2 separate regions of the Homo sapiens genome follow, and region 1 is linked to region 2. Evidence: chromatin loops called from intact Hi-C (ENCODE). Cell type or tissue: heart left ventricle. All regions are shown on one strand. Each heading gives the region's core, and the rest is flanking DNA. Links, peaks and the distances in the headings are about the cores only.

Region 1 (10,591 bases), core at 1,824-9,823, 47 kb after region 2:
AGATTTTCAGGCAAAGCACCTCACTGCCGGGAGGTGGAGACCTGGAGGGTTAGAAAGAAGGAGAATTGAGAAGGATAAATACTAACATGTTCATAGCCAGGTGAATAGAGGGATGGGTGGGGAGTTGGGTGTTTCAAAATTATATTCATTTTGCTTATTTGTACTTTTTCATTTGGGAAGAGAATGGGGTATGCCTTTCCCCATACTTTTGTAATGGGGAAAAAATAAACACAATTGTAAAATAGCAGCCCTTCCCTGGCAACAAAAAGAAAAAACAAACAGGAAGAAAAGAAAAGCGATTGAGAAGAACCTGCATATCTCTTTGAGACTGAATGTCTCCTCTGTGCTCTGGCAGCCTCAGCGATCACAGGCCTGCAGTGCTGCTTTTGGCCCTGCTTGGAAACCCCCATGTGAGCACCAGCAATTGCAGCTCGGCCTCCAGGGACTGTATCACACCACAATCATTGATTTTCATAATCAATGCCATCATTGACAAGTAGGCAGAGAGATAAATGCTCTAAAATCATCTAGGCCCCTTGGGCCAGATGTTCCCAGCCTTATCAAGAAGAGAAGCTGGCTGGGCGCAGTGGCTCATGCCTGTAATCCCAGCACTTTGGGAGGCCTAGGAAGGCGGATCACCTGAGGTCGGAGTTCGAGACCAGCCTGATCAACGTGGTGAAACCCCATCTCTACTAAAAAATACAAAACTAGCCAGGCATGGTGGCACACGCCTGTAATCCCAGCTACTCGGGAGGCTGAGGCAGGAGAATGGCTTGAACCTCCCAGGAGGCGGAGGTTGCGGTGAGCCGAGATCACTTGCAGTGAGCCGAGATCACGCCATTGCACTCCAGCCTGGGCAACAAGAGTGAGACTCCGTCTAAAAATATATATATAAATAAAGGCCAGGCGCGGTGGCTCACACCTGTAATCCCAGCACTTTGGGAGGCCAAGGCAGGCAGATCACGAGGTCAGGAGATCGAGACCATCCTGGCTAACACGGTAAAAATATTACTATATTATAGTAAATATACTAATTAAATATACAAAAAAAAAATTAGCTGGGTGTGGTGGTGGGTGCCTCTAGTCCCAGCTACTTGGGAGGCTGAGGCAGGAGAATGGCGTGAACCTGGGAGGTGGAGCTTGCAGTGAGCCGAGATCGCACCACTGCACTCCAGCCTGGGCGACGGAGCGAGACTCTGTCTCAAAAAATAATAATAATAATAAAATAAATAAATAATAAAAAATTTTTTAAAAAAGAACTTAGAGCAGGGTCTGGTGGCTCACACCTGTAATCCTAGCACTTTGAAAGGCCAAGGTGGGCAGATCACCTGAGGTCAGGAGTTCAAGACCAGCCTGGGCAACAGGGTGAAACCCCGTCTCTACTAAAAATAGAAAAATTAGCCAGGTATGGTGGCGGGAGCCTATAATCCCAGCTTCTCAGGAGGCTGAGGCAGAAGAATCACTTGAACTTGGGAGACGAAGTTTGCAGTGAGCAGAGATTGTGCCACTGCACTCAATCCTGGGCGACAAAGCAAGGCTCTGACTCAAAAAAAATTAATAAATAAGAAGAGAAGTTACTTTTTGTTTCCTGAAAAGCTTCACTTCCTGACAATGAAGGCCCTGAGGAGCGAGTGGACAGCTGGCAGCTGGCAGTCATCAGTGGGGAAAGGCAGAGGTACCACTGTTGACTCTACTGGGCCTCAGGCCTCGGCCCTCATGGGGAGGGACCCTCTTTCAAACTTTTGGAGGGGTAAGGGAGGGCCAGACAGTGCTGAGACCAAGGCGATAGTGGTGGGCGGGGGGCCTGAAGTTCCATCATCTAATTGGGCTTCTTCACGGGTGCATTGCCCATAAGTGCCATATTGATTCCCTCAGCTCCCAGGGCTGCCAGATAGGGCCGGGGCGGCCAGAGCCTCCCAGCCAGTCTCCTCCTGCAGGAGCACCTTGTCAGTTTACCTCAGATATTTGCTGCTCAAATACCATCTTCTGTGTGTATCACAACATGACACGCCTACGAAGAATGCTGAGCTAGGATTTCTAGATGTACTGTTACATGGTGATTTACTGGTCTGGAATTGCTGCCTTGCAGGAGGTCAGGTGAAAACACTACCAGCAAAACCAAGCATTTATGGAGCCACTCCCTTGTACCAGGTCCTGGGCTGGGATGTCTGACTGCATCAGCTCCACGGTGGTAACTGTGGCTTTAGCCTGCCCAGCATTCAGACCCCCTTGCTTGGTAACAGTGCCTACATCTTAGCTTCTATTGTGGAAACTACCTTTCCCCCACTGCATGCAGGTCTGGTGGGCATGGGGATGGAGGCACCTTGCTCTCCATCCATGAGGAAGGCAGCACATGGTCCAGCCTCATCTAGTCTGACCTCTCTTCCTGGAAGTTGAGTGTCAAGCAGGGAGCCGCAGAACTGAAAACAACCGGAGCTGCTTCATGCAGTCAAGAATCCCCTGAAGAAAGAAGGCAGTTACCTCCCTATTCTTGAGATCTCTTCAGCTGGCCTGGCTCTCATCCTTTCCAAGACCTGGCTGTTTGCTTTGCATTCAGTTATATGAGCTAATTCATATCCTTCTAATAAATGTCTTCCATCCTTCTCCAAAGTTAGCCCTAGAGCATATTGCTGTTGTTTACAATCAGAAAGCCCTAGAGGTGTACTCTCTAATTCTCTTAATAACCTCATTTTTCTGTCATTACTCCTGTTTTAGTACAGGTAGCTGAGCTTCAGAGAAGTTAAAAGATGTGCCCAAGGTGGCACAGCTAATGAGTGTCACAGTCAGAATCTGAACCCAAGTCTGTCTGATGTGGGGTCATGACAAGAGCATGGGTTTTCTTGGGAGAGAAAAATGACTTCAAATCCCCACTTCCCACATAAAAATGCACAATGGGTGTAGCAATGCCGAAGCCACAGAGCTGTTGAGGGTGGATGGAGGTGACGCATAGGAAAGCACATGGCCTAGGGTATGTGCTTAGTAAACAGAAATGCCTGTCCCTAAGAATGAAAATTATTTTATCTGCATAGTAAATTAAAGCAATTGGCACTTTTAGTCCAAAGATTACTGCTTCTGAGTTGATCCAAATACAATCTCTCTATCTCCCTCCCCCTCTATTTTTTTAAAAAGAGAAACAAGGTCTTGCTATGTTGCCCAGGCTGGCATGCAGTGGTACAATAACAGCTCACTGTACCCTTGAACTCCTGGGCTCAAGCAATCTTCTCACCTCAGCCTCCCCAGTAGCTGGAACTATAGGTGTGTGCCACCACACCTAATTTTTAAAGTTTTTGTAGAAACGGGGTCTTACCATGTTGCCCAGGCTGGTATCAAACTCCTGGCCTCAAGGAGTCCACCCACCTCAGCCTCCCAAAGTTCTGGGATTATAGTCATGAGCCATCATGCCCGACCTCTCTCTCTCCCTCTCTTAGACACACACACACACACACACACACACATTTCTTGGTTTCCTGTCTGTGGAAGTCCTACCAGAAAATTCAGATGCCCTTAGGAAAAAGAGCACAGGGTGCGCATAATACAATCGAATTCTCCCATCCAACATGCCTTGGGAGAAGGAATAGAGTAAGAATTTTCATTCCTGTGAAGGATGATGAAAATGAGGCACTAAGACACTAAATATTTATCTCGAGGTTATGTAGCAAACCAAAGGTTCAGGAGAACCCAGGAACTGTATATTAGGCCATTCGATCTGAAAATACCAGAGCCTGGAAGGAAGAGAACAGCTTTTCCAAGTTGTTGGATTTGTTCCTTCTCTTACCTTCTTCCCCTTCCCTGTTTCCCACTTCAAAAGAAAAAGCTCCATCACTTAAACATCTACATTAGGCACATTTCTAAAAAAGCTTCCCCAGAGCTCTGTTCATTACATACCCTTCTTTCCCCTAGGAGTTGTGACCTACTTAAAATATTCTTACAATTCTCTTAATGGGGGAAAAAGTCCCCAAAGATATGTTCCCTATGCTGGAAAAATTAAAGTCCTAAAAATAAGCAGTTAAAGAGAAAGTGTTAGGCCAGGTGCAGTGGCTCATGCCTGTAATCCCAGCAATTTGGGAGGCTGAGGCAGGTGGAGCACGAGGTCAGGAGATCGAGACCATCCTAGCTAACACGGTGAAACCCCATCTCTACTAAAAATACAAAAAATTAGCCAGGCGTGGTGGCGGGTGCCTGTAGCCCCAGCTACTCGGGAGGCTGAGGCAGGAGAATGGCATGAACCCAGAAGCTTGCAGTGAGCCGACATTGCGCTACTGCACTCCAGCCTGGGCGACAGAGTGAGACTCCATCTCAAAAAAAAAAAAGAGAAAGTGTTGCTTGTACTAAGATTTCTGATGCTTTTTCAGAGATAAATTCAAGTTTTCCCAGGCCTGTGATTGTGAAAAGTACAACTAAAAGATGGCCTTGGCATTTATTCAGCAGTCAGTAGATATTCACAAACTACCTGCCGTAAGCAAGGACTTCACCAAAGTTAAATGACAGCAAGAGGAAAGAAAACCCACACAGCTTGGATTTATTCAACATAATTGTGACTCTTGGGATTCTTCTGGTTTCTGGGGCTAATAAAAAACATTCTACTTTGTAATATATCATAATTTCTGAGATTTCTCTTTTCTTCTACATTCATTTCTTCCAATCTCGAAGGTTTTATTTGAGGGTGCTTTGTTATTGAAAAGGCAGTATAATAACAGCAAGAGAATTTTACAAATTTAAGATTTAAGACTCATCTTTTTTTTTTTTTTTTTTTTGAGATGGAGTCTCACTCTGGAGTGCAGTGGTGTGATCTTGGCTCACTGCAACCTCTGCCTTGTGGGTTCAAGTGATTCTCCTGCCTCTGCCTCCCAAGTAGCTGGGATTACAGGTGACTGCCAGCACACTCGGCTAATTTTTGTATTTTTAGTAGAGACGGGGTTTCACCATGCTAGCCAGCTGATCTCGAACTCCTGACCTCAGGTGATCTGCCTGTCATGGCCTCCGACCACGCGCGACCCTAAGACTCATCTCTAATCCATCACTTCAGCACAGCTATGGCACAGGCACACAGATTATTACAGTTATGAACATGATGTGCTTGCTATGTTCTATTCGCTATTGTTCCTTTTATCAAAAGTATTTTCCATGTTTCTTTCTACATGCCTCTTGATTTAGGCTTTGGTTGTGAATGCAAGATATTCCATTGTATAATGTACCAACAAAATTTTAAACTGTCCCTATAATATTAGACATTTCAGTGATTTCTACTTATTTCTATTATAACCAACACAACAGAGGGTATTTTTTATGCATCTGAAATTTAAAAAACCTTTGTTAACTAACTTTATTGGGATAAATTCCTGGGTCTGGTAATTATATGGCTTTTCCTATATAGTGGTAGTAATTTTATGGCTTTTCCCATATATTATCATGTTGCATTCCCCACAAATGTTATCAATTTATAATGCAACCCACAATAAATATGGAATTTTACTGTAACCTCAATAGCATTATGTTGCGGTTTTGAAAAATTATTAACCATTAGCAAGAAGCATAACAGTATAATGGTGTTGTAATTTGCACTTTTGATTGCTATCAACAGTGAACACATATCAATGTTTTGTTCATTGCATTGCCTCATGTAGATGAATTTCTTTTTATGAACTGTGAATTTATCCCTGGAGAGTTGTTTTTTGTCCTCCAGTCAGGTTTATTCAGGTATAATTCACATATCAAAAAGTTATTCTTTTTCGTGTGCAGTTCTATGACTTTTAACAACTATAGACAGGTCACTGAATGGTTCTATGATCCTGAAAAGTCTCCCTCTGTGCCTTTGTAGTCACATTCTCCCTCCAAACAGCCCTTGGCAATCACTCTTCTATTTTCTTTCCCTGTAGTTTCAACTTTTCCAGAGTGTTATATAATTGGAATCATATAGTAGACAGTTATGCACAGAATTGTAATGTTTTAAAACTCTTTAAAATGTTTCTAGGCCGGGTGCGGTGGCTCACGCCTGTAATCCCAGCACTTTGAGAGGCCGAGGCAGGCGGATCACGAGGTCAGGAGATCAAGACCATCCTGGCTAACACAGTGAAACCCCGTCTCTACTAAAAATACAAAAACTTAGCCGGGGGTGGTGGTGGGCGCCTGTAGACCCAGCTACTCGGGAGGCTGAGGCAGGAGAATGGCGTGAACCCGGGAGGCGGAGCTCGCAGTGAACCAAGATTGCTTCACTGCACTCCGGCCTGGGTGACAGAGCCAGACTCTGTCTCAAAAAAAAAAAAAAGTTTCTTTTCTTTCTGCAGTATTCAAAATGCTTTATTAAAGGTTTGGTTCAACATCAAAAGAGCAGTATGTAGTGGGGGGAACAGAAATTGTAACTAATTTACCACTAACTTTCTTGCACCACCACACTCAGGAAAAAAGCCGTATAGAACCTGGCCTTCCAAAGGCCCAAGTCAGTCCTTGAGTCTCTGCCTCTCCCTTGTCCACAATCCCATGCCCATTCTCCTTTTTTGAAATGAATTATTGGTTTAACAGAGGTTAACTTTTTTTTTTTTTTTGAGACGGAGTCTCGCTCTTCTTGCCTAGGCTGGCGTGCAATGGCGCAATCTCGGCTCACTGCAACCTCTACTTCCCAGGTTCAAGTGATTCTCCTGCCTCAGCCTCCTGAGTAGCTGGGATTACAGGTGCCTGATACCATGCCTGGCTAATTTTTTTTATTTTTTTAGTGGAGATGCGGTTTCACAATGTTGGCCAGGCTGGTCTTGAACTCATGACCTTGTGATCCACCCACCTCCGCCTCCCAAAGTGCTGGGATTACAGGCATGAGCCACCGTGCCTGGCCTAACAGAGGTTAACTTTTAATTTGTAATATATAATGCAAATATTTCCCCCACTCTGTTCCTTTTTCATTTGATAGAATTTTTTTTTCTTGAGACAGAGTGTCACTCTGTCACCTGGGCTGGAGTACAGTGGTGTGATCTCAGCTCACTGCAACCTCTGCCTCCCGGGTTCAAGTGATTCTCCTGCCTCTGCCTCCCGAGTAGCTGGGATTACAGGTACCCGCCACCACACCCGGCTAATTTTTTTTTTTTTTTTGAGATGGAGTCTTGCTCTGTCACCCAGGCTGGAGTGCAGTGGCTCGATCTCCGCTCACTGCAAGCTCCGCCTCCCAGGTTCACGCCATTCTCCTGCCTCGGCCTCCCGAGTAGCTGGTACTACAGGTGCCCGCCACCACGCCCGGCTCATTTTTTGTATTTTTAGTAGAGATGAGGTTTCACCATGTTAGCCAGGATGGTCTCGATCTCCTGACCTCGTGATCCACCTGCCTCGGCCTCCCACAGTGCTGGGATTACAGGCATGCCACCGCGCCCGGCCGTATTTTTAATAGAGAAGGGGTTTCACCATGTTGGCCAGGCTGGTCTTGAACTCCTGACCTCGTGATCCGCCTGCCTCGGCCTCCCAAATTGCTGGGATTACAAGCGTGAGCCACTGCGCCCAGCCGATAGAAATTTTAAATTTAAATGAACACAGTTTTCCCCCATGGATTCTTTTAACTTGAAAATTATCCATAGATCTAAAATATATTGAATTCTATTTTTTTGCTAGCTCTTGAAGAATTTGACCTTTTAATATTTCATTTTGATTCAACTCCAATTTCTGTCGGTATTTGCTCAAGGTAACGACTTTAAAAGTTTCTTGACCATGATTCATAATAAGAAATATATTTTGCATCACGATTCAGTGTACACAACAAAAATATACATATACAGGCTGGACATGGTGGCTCACACCTGTAATCCCAGCACTTTGGGAGGCCAAGGCAGGTGGATCACCCGAGGTCAGGAGTTTGAGACCAGCCTGGCCAACATGGTAACCCCATGTCTACTAAAAATACAAAAATTAGCAGGGTATGGTGGTGGGCACCTGTGGTCCCAGCTACTTGGGAGGCTGAGGCAGGAGAATCACTTGAACCTGGGAGGCGGAGGTTGTAGTGAGTCAAGATTGTACCACTGCACTCCAGCCTGGGTGACAAAGACTCTGTCTCAAGAAAAAAATAAAAATAAAAAATATCTATCTATCTATCTATCTATCTATCTACACACACACACACATACACACATACACACACACACACAGTATACAAAACTGAAACACAAATCTCAGGACACAAATCTTCCCTTCACTACACGTATACACTCTGGTATTTTCTATTCTTTCTTTTTAAAATGGCCCACCTGGCCAGGCACAGTGGCTCACGCCTATAATACCAGTACTTTGGGAGGCCGAGGAGGGTGGATCACTTGAGCCCAGGAGTTGGAGGCCAGCCTGGAGAACATGGCGAAACCCTGTCTGTACAAAAAAATACAAAAATTAGCTAGGCATGGTGATGCATGCCTGTAGTTCCAGCTACTCAGGAGGATGAGGTGGGAGCATCGCTTGAGTTGGGAGTTCAAGGCTGCAGTGAGCTGAGATCACAACACTACTGCACTCCAGCTTGGGTGACAGAGGGAGACCCTGTCTCAAAAAAAAAAGGACCCACCCAAGATCAATATTCCATTATTCCCCAGACAAACTCCATAGACATTAATGGTTGTATTATTGTGTATTCTGCCACATCAATGAAAAGTTCTGAAGTGATTACAGTTATCCATGGCAAATCATTGGATATGGTGGGGAAAGTGGAAATATCTATTATGTCGGTTGGAAATAAGAAAGACCTGCATATGAAAAGGGTGATCAGATCGAGCGCAGTGTCTCACGCCGGTAATCCCGGCACTTTGGGAGGCCAAGGCAGGCAGATCACCTGAGGTCAGGAGGTCGAGACCAGCCTGGCCAACGTGGCGAAACCCTGTCTCTACTAAAAATACAAAAATTAGCTGGGCATGGTGGCACACGCCTGTAATCCCAGCTACTCAGGAGGTTGAGGCAGGAGAATTGCCTGAGCCTGGGAGGCGGAGGTTGCAGTGAGCTGAGATCGCGCCATTGCACTCCAGCCTGGATGACAGAGCAAGACTCTGTCTCAAAAATTAAAAAAAAAGAAAAAGAAAAAAAGGGTGATCAGGGAAGCTTTGGCAGAATCTTGGAATGCGGCTTTTTTGGAATTTTCTACTAGAGAAAATGAGAATGCTGCTGATTTTTTTTTTTTTTTTTTTTTTTTTGAGATGGAGTCTTGCTGTCGCCCAGGCTGGAGTGCAGTGGCGCGATCTCGGCTCACTGCAGGCTCCGCCCCCCGGGGTTCACGCCATTCTCCTGCCTCAGCCTCCCGAGTAGGTGGGACTACAGGTGCCCGCCACCTCGCCCAGCTAATTTTTTTGTATTTTTAGTAAAGACGGGGTTTCACTGTGTCAGCCAGGATGGTCTCGATCTCCTGACCTCGTGATCTGCCCGTCTAGGCCTCCCAAAGTGCTGGGATTACAGGTGTGAGCCACCGCGCCCGGCCAGCTGCTGATGTTTTTAAGAGGACAATTTTAGAGGCAGATAAAATTGACAGGGCAGCTTCCCAATGAAAATCTTCGTGCTCAGTGATATGATTCTACTGCAAAACCTGAGGACACTGGGAATATCTTCCACCTGAAGAAACAAACTCCCATCATCCTTTAAGATAAACTACACTTCTTTTTCCTTCTCTTAACCTGAAAGATATATTTTGGGTCAGAGATCCTCTCCCTTCAGATTATGTTAAATTCTGACTGTCCAAACGAGTGCACTTCCATTTTCAAATTTTAAGCAATCATATTTTCAATTTATATATGGTATTTCTTAATATTATGACCAAGAGTTTTATCGGCATTAATTTTTCAGTGTAGTTTGTTGTTTAAAATAATGTAATCATCAAAATATATTGTTACACTACTATTAACCAGGCTTCAATATATCAGTGTTTATTTCATGGTGCTAAATGTATACTTTCAAATAAAATGGCTGTAAACCTTTAAAAAGTAAAAAAAAAAAAAAAAAAATAGGCTGGGTGCAGTGGCTCACACCTGTAATCCCAGCACTTTGGGAGGCTGAGGCAGGCAGATCACTTGAGGCAGGAGTTCGACACCAGCCTGGCCAACATGGTAACCCCATCTCTATTAAAAATACAAAAATTAGCCGGGTATGGTGGTGGGCACCTGTGGTCCCAGCTACTTGGGAGGCTGAGGCACAAGAATCACTTGAACCTGGGAAGCGGAGGCTGCAGTGAGCCAAGATCTCATCACTGAACTCCAGCCTGGGTGACAGGGTGAGACCCTGTCTCAAATAAATAAATAAATAAATAAATAAATAAATAAATAAATAAATAAATAAATAAAATGGCCCACCAAGTTGATTTCATGACTCACTGATGAGTCACAATCCACAGTTTAAAAAAGTGTGAAAAGGGAATTTATTAAAGCCACACAATGTCTCCACTAGTCCCACTCTGAGTTTAGGTAGCACCCTAAAGATGAACTGATATACATGGGTTAAGCTGGATCAACTGGACATTTTCCCCCAGTGGCCTGTGCCATAAATTGCCCTTTTCAGAGAATAGATATTGGTGGTCGTGGCAGGGAGGGGTAATAGAAATGAGATATGGTTTTGGTATTCCTGGATTAGCCATCTACTGGGCTGGCAGCCCTCA
Region 2 (10,591 bases), core at 1,117-9,116:
CTCAGAAAGTAACTCTCACTTCAACTACAGAGGATAAGGTCCAATGATTTTGAGTTTTGTTTTAAAAAACAAAGCAAAACAAAAACCCCGAATTGCTCAGCTGGGACACTGGCTGGTTCAGGAGGGCTGGGGGTTTTCAGAAGCAGCAGCCGCATGGCACTGCTGACCGTAAGCGCACTGCTAAACTGAAGCGCGGTGGAGGTCTGGGAAAAGGGGAAAGCAAACACTCCAAAACAGAAACGCCATCGCTGAAAGGGCACAGAGCAGGTGCGGGCCTGCCCCCAGGTGTCTCCCACTCCCTGCGGTAGGAAGTCCTCTGACAGAGGGAGGAAACTGGGCCAAAGGAAATCCATGCATCCGCTGCTCTCCTTTCCCTCCTTCCCCTTCTATTTAAAAAGAAGAGAGTTTGAGACCAGCCTGGGCAACACAGTGAGACCCCGTCTCCAAAAAAAAAAAAAAAAAAAAGGAAGGGAACTATTTCTGTGCCTGAGAATGGCTGTGCTTGCGAGAGTCCTTCTGTATCAGAAAGCAATGACTTTTTACAGGATTGCAATAATACCCGGAACCCCTAAAAGACCCTGGAACTGGCACAAGGGTGCCTATAATTTCAATGCTTAAGAGAGGTCCTGAAGGCATGTCACTAACACAATGATTAGAGACCATTTCTTACCACACATCAGAGAGTCTTCATGCTTTGGTCTCCTACCTTAGAGAAAGCACTGACTCCATTCATCCCAAGGACTGAAATAATGGTGCTGATGAAGATGAGGCCCCCAGGAATAACTGCAGCTATAGTGTATTCATCACTTACTACTGATATACTGATTGTCACTGTGAGTTAAGTATTTAATACAGCGATCAGCCTCATGTGATAGACAAGAAAAAGGAGACAGAGAGGCTACGTAACTTGCCCCAAGTCACACAGTAAGAGCTGACACCTGATCCCAGGAAGCCTGGAACCGTGAACACTAAGTAGCCTCTCTACTGATATCTGCTATCATCTTAATCCAGAAACCACCCTGTAAGTAGTTATAATTATCTGCAAGTTACAGATAAGGGGGAAAATAGAATTAAGAAAGGTCAGATCACTTGTCCAACTAGTAAGCTATAAAGCCAGGAGTCAAAAATCCAGGTCTCCAACCTCCACATTCTATGCCTTTTCACTACACTGCACTCGAGGGTGGTCTGACCAACCACCACGGGACCAACCACCGTGGGACTTCCATGTAGACAGCTGTTCCCAGGACCAGAAGAAATAATACTGGGCCACAGGGCACACAGGCAATGAAGAGTCAACACACATGAACTAGAGAGGAGTCGGAGGTAACTCCATGCCATGCAGGATCTGCCATCTGCTGCCAGCTTCATCATTCTCAGACAGAACCCTCATCCTGCCACATCCTGCTTGACAACCACACACGTTTCCTTATCATCCACTGCTTCATGCCTCCCATCGAATTTCCAGTCCCTGACTCTGGCCACCCAGCTTCATCCCACTTTCCCTGAGATAACTGCCCTCCAAAGTGGCCCCACAGCCTGTGGGCACATTCCACTCCCTCGGGCCTGGGTGTGGTTCCCCACACCTGAGCGCTCCTCCTCCCCTCTCCAGCCTTATTCCAGAACCCCGCAGAAGACCTGCCTTCTTCACAAAGCCTCCATCTCTTCTCGTCCTTTCTGAGCCCCTCCACCTCCTCACTCCTCTGCAGTTCCAAACAATTCAATCCTTATTCATATCCAGACAGTACTGTTTGCATTGTTTCTGTTTCTCCAATGGAAAATTCCTCAGGGGAAGAACCATGACCAATCCTCAGGAGATGAGGGTAGCAGAGGGCTTCAGAGCACAGGCTTGGGAGTTGGACTGAGATTAATCCTGACTCTGCCACACACTTGGCTGTCCAATTCCTAGTTAACTCCCCTGCCAATGGTGATAAAGACAGTACCAACTGTCTAGGGTATTTCTAGGAAGTAAACGACAGAATGCATTTCTAAAGCATCTTCCATGATACCTGGCAAAAATGGTCCATGAGTAATTATTTCAATGATTATGTATCTGCCCCCAGTGTAGCCTGAGCCTTGCTAAATGTGCAGCTGGAACTCAGGAAGCAGCTGCAATTAATTGACAGAAAATTATTGGAGGTTAGGGTTATCTGTAAGAACTAGACAAAGGAAGAAAAGTAAGAGGGAATTCAAGAAAGTGAAATAGCAGATGGGAATGGGTAGTGGAACAGGGGAAATAGGATCCAAGGACTAAGTCAAATCTGTAAGTACTTCCTGGGCACCCATGTGTGCACACACTCCATGGGACTGATCAAGGGTAGGTGAGACAGAGGTTCCATGGACAAGGGCCACCATCCAGCTAAGCAGTCAACCAACACGTGCTGAAAGAACAGAACACCTGTGGCACAGATGCAAATGAACAGGATGGCCAGCATCCCTGGTCTATCCTGGCATAACTACTCGTTTTCACCATCAGTGATTTTGTTATCTTTATGTGATAGAGGCTATTCCATACAACCTATTGGCTGAAAATAATGCCTAACAATAAAAAAGCTACTAAGAATTCAACATTTTCCCATGCATTTGTATTCTGTTCATCACAACGGCATCTACATACCCTGCAAAAAAAAGTAGAACACATATATTTAAGGCATTTACTCAAGCGACAATATTTGATGAATCTGCCCTATGGATTCACAGTCTTGGCCACTGGGCAGTGTACATGCAAACACACACACACACACACACACACACACACCCACACACACCCACTCATGCCTACAGCATGGGGATCCCACTGACAACAGCTCAGAAGAGAGGTAAAGGTTAAGGACAGGCTTCTAACAAATTCAGTTCAATACATTTAAGTACATATTATAATAAAAATGAGGACCAGGTGTGGTGGCTCACGCCTGTAATCCCAGCACTTTGGGAGGCCAAGATGGGAAGATCACTTGAGACCAGGAATTTGAGACCAGCCTGGGCAACACAGCGAAACCCCTTCTCTATTGTAAAAATGACTAAAAATTGGCTGGGCGTGGTGGCTCACGCCTGTAATCCCAGCACTTTGGGAGGCCGAGGTGGGCAGATCACTAGGTCAGGAGTTCGAGACCAGCCTGACCAACATGGTGAAACCCTGTCTACTAAAAATACAAAAATTAGCCAGGCGTGGTCACGCACACCTGTAATCCCAGCTACTCAGAAGCCTGAGGCAGGAGAATCGCTTGAACCTGGGAGGCGGAGGTTGCAGTGAGCCAAGGTTGCACCCTGTACTTCAGCCTGGATGACAGAGTGAGACTCCGTCTCAAAAAAAAAAAAGAGTAAAATTTAAAAATTAAATAAAAATAATTATTAAATGATGCTTGTAAAAGTAGGTAAATAGATGCAAGTTTCACGGAAGAAAGGGTGGATCTGAGGAGATCCTGAAGGATGAGACCAAGTCCAGCAGAGTGAAGAGGAAAGAGAGGAAATGGCGAGAATTCACATGAGCAAAGGGGGAATCAGATAGCGTGCCCAGTGCCGAGCCCTGCCTCTGTGGAAGCGTTGGGGGAGGGAGAAAAGCCTAGCAACCTTGCCAGAGCTCAGACCCGCCCTACTGAGGGGACACTCACAGGTGAGCAGGTGTTCACAGGTGAGGACACTCCACGGGGGAGCAGCACAGGAGCCGGGAGCTGCTCTGGGAAGAGCTGAGGCGCCAGAGCTCCACAGTCGCAGACTCAAACCGGAGACCTCACCAGACCCTGGCTCGGGCAAGCTTCCTCAGGCTACATTTCCCCACCACAAAACAAAGATATATTAGTATGTGCCTCTTATGGATGTAATGATTTTGAGGTGAGGTTCAAATAAACAACCAACCTGAAATGCCTGGGAGAGTGTCCAACTGAGAGCCGATACTCAAAGAGTGATATAATAATTACCACAACCACTAATGCCCCAACGAGCCGCTGAAAGAAAGGCCGGTTCCACACTTTAGCTCACCTTCCTCAAACAGATGTGGCCACCAAACAGTTTGACGTAGGATATATGGAAAGCATACTAAAGGAGCTCGAGGGGAGTTAGGCGCTTTTAGATTAGCATGGGGCGACAAACTTCAAACATGCCTTGTGACCAAAAACTATGAATTCAACATTTTAAATAGATTTGTATTTTATTAACTACAAATAAATGGTCTCATGGGTAAATTAACCAATGCAAAAAATGGTCAGTTTTTAAAGACTTTATAAACAAAATTATCCCCCAACACACAAAGTCAAAAATATGTAAAATTCAATGACTTATTAAGAACATTCTTTAACTTTCTCCAGAAGACTTTTTTTTTTCTTTTTGACATGGAGTCTCACTCTGTCACCCAGGCTGGAGTGCAGTAGCAGGATCTCAGCTCACTGCAACCTCCACCTCCCGGGTTCAAGCAATTCTGCCTCAGCCTCCCGAGTAGCTGGGATTACAGGCGTCCGCCACCACACCCAGCTAATTTTCTGTATTTTTAGTAGAGACAGGGTTTCACTATATTGGCCAGGCTGGTCTTGAACTCCTGACCTCGTGATCCACCTGCCTCGGCCTCCCAAAGTGCTGGGATTACAGGCATGAGCCACTGCACCCGGCCAAATGAGGACTCTTGTAGAAATACATGTGCTTTTCTCTAAGGGACGAGAAAGAAATGTAAAATGAGCAGTTTGTCCGCAGATCGTGCTTCTTGGGTTGGTCTGGAGCCGACAGGCGTTGTGGAATGACAGTGTCCATCTGGAGATTAAAATGAGAACTCCTTTGTTCTAGGCAAGACACATGCTTTTTTTTCTCTTCCTTCCTTCTTCCTTCTTCCCTGCCACCTTTATTCCTTTTTTGGTTTATCTTAGAAATGATTTAAGGCAACATGGGCCCTTGATCTGTGAGGAGGTGAGGCAGGACTGTTACTCTGTTCTGTGGAATTCTAGAAACTTATTTTGGGACTTTGGAGGTATTCGCTTTTTCCTAAGCTCTCAGAATCATTTTTGAGAAGCAGCCGATGCTGCTAGCCAGAACAGCTGTGAGAAGCGCAGCGTCTAGGATGGCCTCTTTGCCGACACCCTGGGATGGGTGCATGCTTCCTCATGTTTTAGAGAGAACTGAGGCTCTCAGCTCTCCCTGTGTGCTGGGATGCCGTCTGTGACTTGCCTGAGAAAATACCTATGGAATGAGTGTGAGGGCCTCATGAGGTCACGTCCACGAAAGCACTGGGAGCTCGTCAGAGGAGAAGGGCACTCTGAGGCCACATAGTCGGTAATCAGACTTCCCTTTGGTCCACATCTCTGCCCTGGCTGCCAGGATTCACAGTGTGCAGAGGGACTGGGCCGTTGCTCCAGCCGCTCCAGCAGGTTAGCAGGCTCTGTGCCACTGTCCCCAGAGAAGTCTCCCTGAGTGGGGTCTGTGGGCTCTTCTCTCGGTCCCACCTTCAACACCCACTTTTCTCAGCCTGGTGAGAAGGGAGGACAGATGGCTTCCCCTCCACTGTCCCCCGCCCATGTTGTTGAATGGGATTTGAGAATGGACGCCAGGTTCTAAATCTGCCATTCCGTCTGTCCTTGAGTGAGCGGCTGACCAGCTGCTGGCCCATGCTTAGAGGATGTTCGTGGTCTGCCCCAGGGCCCACTGGTCCTTGAGTGAGCGGCTGACCAGCTGCAGGGCCATGATCAGAGGATCTTCGTGATCTGCCGCAGGGCCCACTGGTTGGAGGCCCCTTTGGGAGTCAGATAACAGAACTCTGCAGTCACGGCTGTGACCGACTCACTATGTGGCAGATGGGCTTCTGTGCTTTTTAGTTCTCACTTCCTGAGAAGTGTCAGGTTTCAGCACTAATATCATGTATACATTTTAAAAAATCCAAAATCAGAAGCAGAATTTAGTAATTCCCCACCACTTCCTATGTTCCCTCCTCTAACACCTGTAATATTCCTGGCACACAGTAGGTGCCTTAAACAGGTCCTTGAATTGGGGTTGGTGAGAAAAGGTGCTAAGTCTGTCTTTCCAAGCCATTTAATTGAGCAGCATTTTTTTTTAATGTGGAAAATTTTTTTATCTGTTACGTCTTTCCTATTATATTTATCTTGTCCTTGATTTCAGCACCCCACCCGATTTGCAGGCAGTGCTTTCTAAACTGTGCCCTGTGAGCTGTTAAAAAGTCTTCTGGAGGCCGGGCATAGTGGCACACACCTGTGATCCCAGCATTTTGGGAGGTCGAAGTGGGCAGATTGCTTGAGCTCAGGAGTTCGAGACCAGCCTGGGAAACACGGCAAAACCCCGCCTCTGCCAAAAAAATTAGCTGGGCACAGTGACATATGCCTGTAAGTCCCAGCTACTCAGGTGGCTGAGGTGGGAAGACCACTTGAGCCCCAGAGGCGGAGGTCGCAGTGAGCTGAGATTGCACCACTGCACTCCAGCTTGGGCAACAGAGCAAGACCCCGTGTCAGAAAAAAAGGGGGGGGCTGGGCGCTCATGCCTTCAATCCCAGCACTTTGGGAGACTGAGGCAGGCAGATCACTTGAGGTCAGGAGTTTGAGACCAGCCTGGCCAACATGGTGAAACCCCATCTCTACTAAAATACAAAAAATTAGCTGGGCATGGTGTTGTGTGTCTGTAATCCCAGCTACTTGGGAGGCTGAGGCCTCCTCAGCCTCAGCAGGAGAATCGCTTGAACCCGGGAGGCGGAGGTTGCAGTGAGCTATCGCACCATTGCACTCCAGCCTGGGCGACAGTGCAAGACTCCATGTCAAAACAAACAAACAAAAAACCTCATCATTCATCTAGCATTGACTGCATTCATCTAGCATTCATCTAGCATTCATCTAGCATACATCTAGCATTCATCTAGCATACACAGGCACCAGACACTGTGTTGGGGCTAAGCACAGAATGTGAACAGAACTCCTATGTCTCCTGTGCCCCAGAGATGGAAGGACAGTGGTGGACACAGCCATCGGTGTAAAAACGTCAATATATAGATACATCCATACTTACACACTGTGAGAAAAAGAACAGCAGAACCTAAGACAGAACATCGGAAGGGGCCCCCTGGCCCTTCAGGTGGTAATGAAGAGGTATCCAGCCCGACCCGGGAGGGAGGATGCCCAGGGAAAGGAGGAGCTTGCTCCAGGGGCAGAAGCAGCACACGTGCACCGGCACAGGCGACAATGCACATGGCCTTCCAGGACCACCGGCCAGTGGGCTCAGGGCTCAGTGAGAGAGGAAGAGGAGGATGGCAAGGCAGGCAGGCCACTCCACACAAGGCCAGGCAAGGCCTCTTAACGAATCTGGATGCAAGGACCTTGCTTTTTCCTACATCTTTCATTGTTCCCAAGCCCAGTGCGCTCCTCAAGGCAAACACTAAGAACACATGCTCAGTTCAGCAAATCAGTTACAAACCAGTGGCTATTTAATAAGCAAGGTACTGTTAAAATCTTGGCCCTCAAATTTTATAATTTGGTTTGTAGAAAAAAGGAACCAGACCATCCCATCTCAAACAAAAAACAAAAAAATCTTGAGACAAGAAAATATATATCCTGAGGCAGTATCTGATTAAACACCAGATGAAATGTTCAAGTCACATGGTCCACTGGAAGGGGAAATAATTCCCAGGTAAGGTGGTGACAACGGGTTTCCCAAAGAGGGTGGGACTCCAAGTAGAAACTGAAATCTGGAGCGAACCAGGCTAAGCTACCTGGGAGGGTGGACCAGGCACACGCAACAGGTGAACGGACGTACGGGAGTAGGGACAGCAAGGCACATCGGGGAGGGGTAAGCACACAGAAAGGTTGAGCCCGCCTACAACACACAACAGCCCATCCCGGGCAGCTCACCCCCATCTTCAGGGCCTTGGAGGCAGAAGGAAGATTCCCACAGGTCAGGGTCCGGGGCTGGTCTCCTGGCAGGCACACTTTGGGGCAGCAGGAGAAGGAAGGTGAGTAAGACTGTCTGCCCCAGGAAAAAGGGCAAGGGCAGAGAGCTATGGATCTCATTCACTGGGATAAAAAATTAAGTGCCAAGGAGGGAGAGGAAAGGGAGGAAAAATAATCCAAATTGTTGTAGTATTGTGCAACTGAAATTCCATGCATAAGCCAGGAAATTCAAAGGTCACAGTTCCCACAGCAACTGTAACCTGACCCGTCAGCTTAAGTAGCCTTTGGCACTGCCAGCCCCCAAGCGCCTGCAGCCCCTACAATGCCCACCCAGACCTGCCCTCAGGCCCCTGCACGTCAGGCATGTTGCGCCTTGCCCAGCCGGGCCCACGTGGGCTGCCCACCTCTGGCTACAAGGGGCCCTCAGCCATGCCCAATAGTTCTCAGTTCTTTAAGGAGCATCCTGTGACTCCGAGCCTACTTGCTGTGGGTCTTTACTTCTGACTCTTCTGTGGGGTGAGTAAGCCTCCTTCACCACCCAGATGGGGGGAAAAGGGAGAAGAGAGGTGTGTGCATGCAGACAGAGGCGCTGCTACCACCCTCTTCACTCATGCCCTGTGGCATCAACACTTGCCAAGCCTCACCATGGGGAAAACAAAGGTGGGGGGAGCCTGGGGAGGGAATGTTGTAGTTCAAAGGACATCAGAAAAGACGGCTTACCAAATGGGAGAAACTTTCTACCAGTCTGAAATCTGATAAGAGACTTACTTCTGTAGGGTATGTAACTGAGCATATGATCCTTCCCAACAGGGCCTGGGACACCGGCTTGATCATCATGAGGCCCAGGACGGAGCCACACATAGGTCATGATAGTGGAAGCAGCACAGGGTGTGAAGCTGATGGCCACAACCGACCCCTTCCAGCCCCACTGTGGAACCGGGGTGGCAGTTCAGAGTTTGGGTGTCTGCTGTGTGCAGAAGGGAGACCAATCAGAGCCAGGCTTAGACGCAGGCAAATCATGGGCCCTTTCGAAAAGACAGGCTGGCCAAGTGCGATGGCTCACACCTGAAATCCCTGCACTTTGGAAGGTCGAGGCAGGAAGATGAGTTGAGCCCGGGAGTTTGACACCAGCCTGGGCAACACGGTGAGACGCCGTCTCTACAAAAAATTAGCCAGGCATGGTGGCACGCACTTGTGGTCCCAGCTACTGGGGAGGCTGAGGTGGGAGGATCATTTGCACCTGGGAGGTCGAGGCTGCAGTAAGCTGTGGTCGCACCACTGCACTCCAGCAACACAGTGAGATGCTGTCTCAAAAGAGATTAAATTTAAAAATGTTTAAGATACATAAATAAAAAACAAGTCCCCTGAGCTCCTCCTCCTATTTATCACAACAGAAAAGACTGAAGACTCACCCAAAAATGGTTTATATCCTGGAAATCATACTTCCCTCTGGGCCATGGTTTATGTGAGCTGCCAAAATTCCAGGCTCAGGGCAAAGAATGACTTTCCTGTTACTCTGGCTCCCAGGGTGAACACAGGTAAGGAAAGTGACGAGGCAGTCAAGAGCAAAGCCCAGCTCCCTAGGGCTTTGTGAGGAAGACCAGCTCCACCACCCTGCTGTCTGCCCTGGGCCTGGCCCTCAACAGTGCTGATAAAACAGGCTTCAGGGGACTGCTGTGAGAAGTAAGTGATGGTATGTACAGCAGAGCCTATGCTGCATGGCCTGGCACACAGAAGTTGCTCAATAAACGGGAATTACTAGTACTGCTGCTATTTCCACATTTCATGTTTTACTCAAACCTGATACATTTATAAGAGCTGTGTGAGGCCAGGTGTGGTGGCTCACGCCTATAATCCCAACACTTTGGGAGGCCAAAGGAGGAGAATTGCTTGAACCTGGGAGGTGGAGGTTGGCGTTCCAGACCAGCCTGGCCAACATGGCAAAACCTTGTCTCTACTAAAAATAAAAAATTAGCTGGGCATGGTGGCACGCACCTGTAATTCCAGCTACTTGGGAGGCTGAGGCAGGAGAATCGCTTGAACCTGGTAGACAGAGGTTGTAGTGAGCCGAGATGGCACCACTGCACTCCAGCCTGGATAACAGAGCAAGACTCCGTCTTAAAAAAAAAAAAAAAAAAAAAAAGCTGTGTGCCACTGAGTCCTGGTTATTTCACAGCACAGTGGTAGCACGTAATATGTGCTTACTGTGTGATGAGCACTACTGTGCATGCTGTTCTCTTGAACTTTACACACTAGAGTTCTTCAGTCCTCACAATAACCTCATGAGGTAGATTCTGTGGATGAAGAAACAGAAATTGAGTCATTTATCAAGGCTGTATGGTTTCTATGTGGTAGAAGACAGAGCTGGGCCCAGGCAGCTGGACTCTGGAGCCCCAGCATGGACCACATCACACCCATCCTCAAAGCATGGAAACATTCCCAGGAATAAAGCAGGCAAAGGCCAGCGTGGCACAGATTCCAAAAACAGCTCAAGACTGACTTCTTTGAAAGAACTGTCAGTCTCAGGTCAGCCTTGTGATCACAAACCCACAAGAAAATGGTTCTAAGTTCTGCAGAAGGGAAAGGCCAGAACAATGCAAGAAGCCGCAGTCAAGCTGCAGTCACCACAATCATCGTGTGATGGGAAGTGGCTCTACTCAGAATGGGAACAGGACCACGCTTCAGTTCAAAATTACACTTGCTAGAAAGTCACCCAAGGATCTTGG

Evidence for each region. Hi-C counts contacts between places; a loop is a spot of excess contacts. Peaks named below come from ENCODE experiments on the same cell type or tissue, not always from the same donor. Only the 100,000 strongest peaks of a DNase experiment are listed, where the experiment ranks them.
Region 1: it touches region 2 in a loop (4-fold over the local background); 10 of 110 quality-filtered maps call a loop at or near these places.

What each region holds. Positions count from the first base shown.
Region 1 is chr22:18,010,689-18,021,279 of GRCh38, forward strand. The region is part of intron 1 of MICAL3 (microtubule associated monooxygenase, calponin and LIM domain containing 3); the gene reads right to left. It also overlaps the pseudogene RHEBP3. Among named protein-coding and RNA genes, the nearest start is that of MICAL3, 8.6 kb to the right of the region's middle. In heart left ventricle, for the core only: no CTCF peak of the experiment used is centred there; no DNase peak of the experiment used is centred there.
Region 2 is chr22:17,964,739-17,975,329 of GRCh38, forward strand. All of the region lies in intron 1 of MICAL3 (microtubule associated monooxygenase, calponin and LIM domain containing 3), which reads right to left. Among named protein-coding and RNA genes, the nearest start is that of MIR648, 11 kb to the right of the region's middle. RefSeq lists a silencer at 5,105-5,399 and an enhancer at 8,857-9,409. In heart left ventricle, for the core only: no CTCF peak of the experiment used is centred there; a DNase peak (open chromatin) is centred at 5,263; H3K27ac peaks cover 2,528 bases.